Linked DNA regions of Homo sapiens: region 2 is linked to region 1. A link is an interaction called in ENCODE POLR2A ChIA-PET data of the cell type or tissue named here. Cell type or tissue: OCI-LY7. All regions are shown on one strand. Links, peaks and the distances in the headings refer to the core of each region. The heading gives the core; the rest is flanking DNA. Region 1 overlaps FCRL1 (Fc receptor like 1). Region 2 has its middle 15 kb from the start of CD5L.

Evidence for each region. Peaks named below come from ENCODE experiments on the same cell type or tissue, not always from the same donor. Only the 100,000 strongest peaks of a DNase experiment are listed, where the experiment ranks them.
Region 2: POLR2A ChIA-PET joins it to region 1 with 5 read pairs; 2 of 35 experiments call an interaction of 5 or more read pairs at or near these places.

What each region holds. Positions count from the first base shown.
Region 1 is chr1:157,805,206-157,808,124 of GRCh38, reverse strand. FCRL1 (Fc receptor like 1) reads left to right here. Exons shown (of 11, transcript NM_052938.5): 2 at 1,003-1,023. Among named protein-coding and RNA genes, the nearest start is that of FCRL1, 13 kb to the left of the region's middle. RefSeq lists enhancers at 1,416-1,465, 1,496-1,555. In OCI-LY7, for the core only: no CTCF peak of the experiment used is centred there; DNase peaks (open chromatin) are centred at 691, 1,204, 1,554 and 1,974; H3K4me3 peaks cover 2,352 bases; H3K27ac peaks cover 2,500 bases.
Region 2 is chr1:157,855,190-157,858,037 of GRCh38, reverse strand. No RefSeq gene overlaps it. Among named protein-coding and RNA genes, the nearest start is that of CD5L, 15 kb to the right of the region's middle. In OCI-LY7, for the core only: no CTCF peak of the experiment used is centred there; no DNase peak of the experiment used is centred there.

The DNA.
Region 1 (2,919 bases), core at 258-2,757:
GACAAGTGTATGGAATATGATTTTATGCTCTCTCCTATTGACACTTTTCTCCTACCTAAGGAACTAATTATTCAAGTAAACATTTAACCTAAGAAAAAGTAAGTATCTCAAACCAAGCTTGGCTAAAATAAATAATAGTAATGACACAATATTTACTGAATAAGTAAATTCCAGGCACTAGTCTAAGCTCCTTAATCTTCACAAAAACTCTGTGAGGTAGGTACCACAATTATCTACACTTTACCGACAAGGAAACTAAAGCACAGAGAGGTGAAACATTTCTCCCACAGTCACACAGCTTGTAAGAGGAAGAGCCAGTACTCAAATCTGTGTCATCCAGCTACAAAGCCTCCATTTTCCCCAGAATTATTTTTTCTTGATCATTGAGCCATAATATTATGGTCAAGTCCTTGGGATAGAAGAGAATTTTTGGAGAAATTTGAATTCCTTTTCTGGACCTAAGCCTCCTCTGATCTGAAATTGGTAAACAAAGGGTCTCTATGCCTTGAGTATGAGGCTGTGCACTCTCCTTGCCTGACTCTGTTGTTCCCTTGAGAGAGTCAATCCAAAGCTGGATCCTCAAGACTTTTGAAAGGAGGCGGTGGGAATGGGAATGAGGAGCTTGAAGAAGGAGCTGCTAAGTAGTTAGCAAAGATGCCACCTCCTAGTCACAGACAACACAAGTCATTGGCAATTACTTTGTGATCATAAAAAAGAACGATGTGTTGTTCTGTGGGCAGGTGCTCTGTGGGTGATGCAGAATATGGGAAAAGGAGCAGAGAGAAAGAAGAAAAGAAGCAGGGGTAAGATAAGGAGGGAGGAAGAGAAGATGAAAGAAGGAAGGGGAGAAGAGAGAAAGAGGGAAAGAGGGAGGAAGAGAGAGATGCAGGGAGGGTCCAGGGGATGGAGGGTGTGGTGTTGGGGAAGCTCTCAAAGGATTTAAACTTTGGAGATTTGTGGGATTTGCTGCTCTGTACTGATCTCTGCTGAATTCTCTCCCAGCTCCACTCTGTGAACCTGCCGGTGAGTTGCACTTCCTTTTCTTCTTCAAGGTCTGTGGGTATTTTGTTACTTAGGTCAGCACAGGAGGCCTGCAGATTGCTGTCTTAGCAGCCCCTTCCTGCCCAAAACATATCAGGGTGACAGCTGCTGAGGTGTACAAACATCAGTGGCTCCCTTGGGCCTGGGCTGCTCTGTCTTCACATCAGTCTCTGCACCTGACACGTGTCTGCTCAGTGGGGTGAACAGGTCTTGCTCTGACCTTCTCAAGAACACAGTCTTACTTCCGGGAAGTCCCAGCACAGGGAGGGAGACACTGTTTGCACAAGGAAGGCAAAGGGTGCTGAAGATTCATGCTAGAAGCATCTCTGTCCTCCCAGCCTCAGGAGCTCCAATTCCCAGTTGTGCTTCTCAGCTGGGTGTGTCACCATGGGTGATGAAGGAAATGCCAAAATCACACATCCACGGAGAACATTAGAGAGAATCCTCCAGACATGTGTGGAATGAAGTAGTACTGCTGCCTCCTTCCTATTTTTAGCTCTCCTCTGCAGCCACACCTGTTACCCCAGCTCATTTTCTCTTTCGGACTCTGGTTTATGCAAACTTACTTCATTGCACTGGTCCTGATTCAAAGTCTTACCTTTACCAAAGAAGGAGAGTAAGCAATCCCTTTCCCCACGAAGGACTCTTCACTAGATCAAGCTCAATGATAAAATGTAAAAATTGCTATCTTGTGCAGAAAATACTAGCCACAGAGTTAAAAGAGATTGTCCTGCCACCTCAAGAACATCGGCTGCAAGTGCAAGTAGGGAACACAAGTTCCCAAGTTCCCTAGGAATTCCTGTGACCAGAAAGATTCAGAGAGATTCAGGGTCAATCTAGCCTTCTAGGTTCCTTATCTAATGTTTGTCCAAGTATAACTGATGACTTGTGTTAACACCATGCATGCCTTGTGTCTGGTCTCATCTTTACCCCTAAACCCAAGTGCCCAATCTCAGCCTAAGCAGAAATCCAAAGCCATATCAAAGATGAAGAAACCAAGTTTCTGTCACCAGGTATTTTCCAGATAGTCTCTGCTATCTAAGAATTATCTGAAACAAGCTCTGAGCTGTAAGACTGAGCTCCAGACCCTTGCAATCCACCCTGTCCAGTTTCCCACTTCATTACCACCCTAGCCCCATTGAGAATAGTGGGTTACAGATGCCCAAATGCTAAATGCCTTTCTTTTTTGAGACAGAGTCTCACTCTGTTGCCCAGGCTGGAGTGCAGTGGTGTGATCTCAGCTCACTGCTACCTCTGCCTCCTGGGTTCAAGTTATTCTCCTGCCTCAGCCTCTGGAGTAGCTGGGGACTACAAACTCATGCCACCACGCCTGGCTAATTTTTGTGTTTTTAGTAGAGAGAAGTTTTGCCGTGTTGGCCAGGCTGGTTTTGAACTCCTGACCTCAGGTGATCCACCAGGCTCGGCCTCCCAAAGTATTGGGATCACAGCCGTGAGCCACCACACCTGGCCTAAATGCCTTTTTATTTATTGCCCTGCCTAGCTCCAAGAGCTGTGCTACTGGTCAGTCTTCTGGGGACCACAGTTTTCCAAGGAAAGACAGTGACTCTAAGATATTCCATGCCTCAGGACAAAGCAAATATTCTGGTACTATGGATGGAACTGATGTTTAAAAGTTTCCAAAAACAAAAAAACACATTTCAGCCGAAAAGCTGAATTCCTAGTAATTCACCCTTTAGTAATCCAAAGCAATTGTCATTTTCATCTGGTAAGGAAAGAATAAAGTTTTGTCTTAGGGAAAGTATAATATTTTTCAAGGGGCAGAGGCTCTGAGGGTTGGATAAACAAATGCCCACACAGCCCATAGCTATTAGGGGTTGTGACATTTTTATGGGCTGCTGCAAGTTGGGGAGACGAGGA
Region 2 (2,848 bases), core at 1-2,500, 50 kb before region 1:
TTGCACTAAATCTATAGATCAATTTAGGGAGAATAGATTCCTAACATTTTTGAATATGCCTATCTACAAATAAGGTATAACTCCCCATTTATTTAGGTTTTAAATTTCTCTCAGTGATGCTTTGACATTGTCAGTGCAGCAGTTTTGTACATATTTCATTAGATCATTTCCTAGGTACTTAATATATGTTGATGCTATTGTAAATGGTGTTGTTTTGAAATGTTATTTCCCATTTCTTTGCTCCTAACCTATTAAAAGGAAATTGACTTTGTATTTTGCCCTCAAATCCTCCAATTTTGATAAATTATTATTTCTGATAGGTTTTTTTGATAAATGTCATATATTTTCTATCAACATAACTAAGTTGTCTTCAAATAATGGCAGTTTTACCTCTTTATTTTTCCAATTTTTATGACTTTTATAATTTTTGTCTTTTCACGTTGCACTGGCAAGGGCAGATAACACAATGTAGAATACAGGCAGTGAGAATAGAATTTATTGATTCTTTCCTAATCTTAGTGTGATAACTATAGGTTCTTCATCATTATCCTTTCTCAACTTAAAAAATTTCTTTCATTTTTAGTTTATTGAGAGTTTTTTTGTTTTATTTTGTTTTAAATCATGAATAAAGGCTGAATAAAGCTATTAAGATGATTCAACCCTCTAGGCCTTGCTCTCCTAGAGTTTATTGGAATAAAGAATGCTTAATTTGTGTTCCATGAACACATATAGGTTACCCATGTGAGAGAGCCAACTTTTGGAAAGAAGTGAACATACCTTAGCAGAGAGAAGTTGCACGAGTTTTGCTTGTTTAATATACCAGTTACATTACTTGTCAATGTTCAAGAAAGAAAACTGGGGTCCAAAGAGATTATCTAATTTGTTCAAGGTCACACAGTAAAGCAATATGTCAATATAATAGCTATTAACACTTGATATAATGTCCTTATAGAAAGCAGTGCAAAAAGAAGGCTGTAATACACACAGGGAAGATAGTCAAAGTGGATATTGGTGGTCGTGATTCCAGAAATCTACATTAATGCTCCCTGATCCAGTGCCCATAGCCACTATATCAAAATCTTCTCATTACATTGGGAAGTTAATGAAAAGCTGGGAAGACTCACTTACAGATTTGTGTTATGTCACAAGGTGTGGGTGAAAGATACCACAATGAGCTAGAAAGAATCAGGATCCAGGGTTCCAGAGGCAACTCTGACACTACCCCGCTGTGTGACACCTGCCAAGTCATTGCATCTTTCTTGCCTTCAGTTTCCATTTGAAGAGAAAGAAACTGAATTAGATTGAGTCCTTACTGAATGATTCACAGACTAGAAGCTGCCATCAGGCCCCCTTCAAAGCAGGGAAGGATAGTCATGAATGAACCATGAGGAAGGCTCTTTGCCTCAAAAATCTCTACTAATTTTTCTCTCTCTCCTCTTCTACCACACATCGTCCCCAGTATCAACAACATTTTCCTTCATTCAGGTCTGAAACTGGTCATTCTTCTTACAGAAGGAAAACTCCTGGGCTAGTTGATTTCTAAGTTTCCCTCCTACTCCAACACTCTGAATATGTGGAAGGATCTTTCATTTATACCTTGACCTTCTGTCATCTAGTTAAGGTCTATTAGTCATTTCAGTAAGTTTCACTTATTTTAGAGTAATAAAATTGCCTTCGTCATGGGGATATTGTACAAATGGGGCAAAAGGACTGCCCTGTTGCTACCAGCTGATACAAAAACATACACACTATCTCCCCCTTGCATCTGAAATTCAAGTCGTCATGCCCTAATGGGATGAAGCTTCTTAGTTTCCTTGGGCAGAAATTTCCCCAAGATTTCCCTAGTAGTCAGTTGCTTTGTTTAATTGCAGGAGGATGTAAATCTCATTGCTATTCTCAGCTACCTAACTGAGAAGACAATGTTCACCATTTGCTTGCCCTCTGACATTCAGATCAGACGTGCAGGTATGGCAAAGAGAGAGAATCTTCTGAGAGTGAATCAGTCTTACCCCTTTTCTTGCAGAGTCCCCACTACTAGATTCAACCTGGAAAAACAGTGTGCAGCCAGGTTTGTCTCCAGAGCTCCACTGTTATGACTCTTCAAAAAGATATGTTAAAGTTCTGACCCACAATACCTGTGAATGTGACTTAATTTGGAAATAGAGTCTTTGCAAAGGAAATCAAGTTAAGGTCAGTTTATTAGAGTAGACTCTAATTCGATATGACTGATATCCTTATGAAAACAGAAAACTTGACACAAATGATAGAGGTAATGCTGTATGAAGGTGGAGGCAGAGATTAGAATCATGCATCTACAAACCAAGAAACTTCTGTGGCTGCGAGATGCTAGAGGAGGCAAGAAAGGATCCTCCTTTAGAGGCTTCAGAGAGAGCATGGCCTTACCAAGACCTTGATCTCATTTTTGTTTTTTTCTTCCAAATTATATTTTAGGTTCAAGGGGTACATGTGCAGGTTTCCTATATAGGTAAGTTGTGTGTCACCAGAGGTTTGGTGTACAGATTATTTCATTGCCCAGGTAATAAGCATAGTACTCAAAAAATATTTTTTCAATCCCCACCCTCCTTCCACTTTACATCCTTGAATAGGCCCTAGTGTCTATTGTTCCCTTCTTTGTGTCCATGTGTACTCAGTGCTTAGCTCCCACTTATAAGTGAGAACATGTGGCATTGGGGTGGTTTTCTGTTCCTGTGTTCATTCACTTAGGATAATAGCCTCCAGTTCCACCCATGTTGCTGCAAAGGACATGATCTCGTTCTTTTTTTATGGCTGCATAGTATTCCATGGTATATATGTGCCACATTTTCTTTCTCCAGTCTACCATTTATGG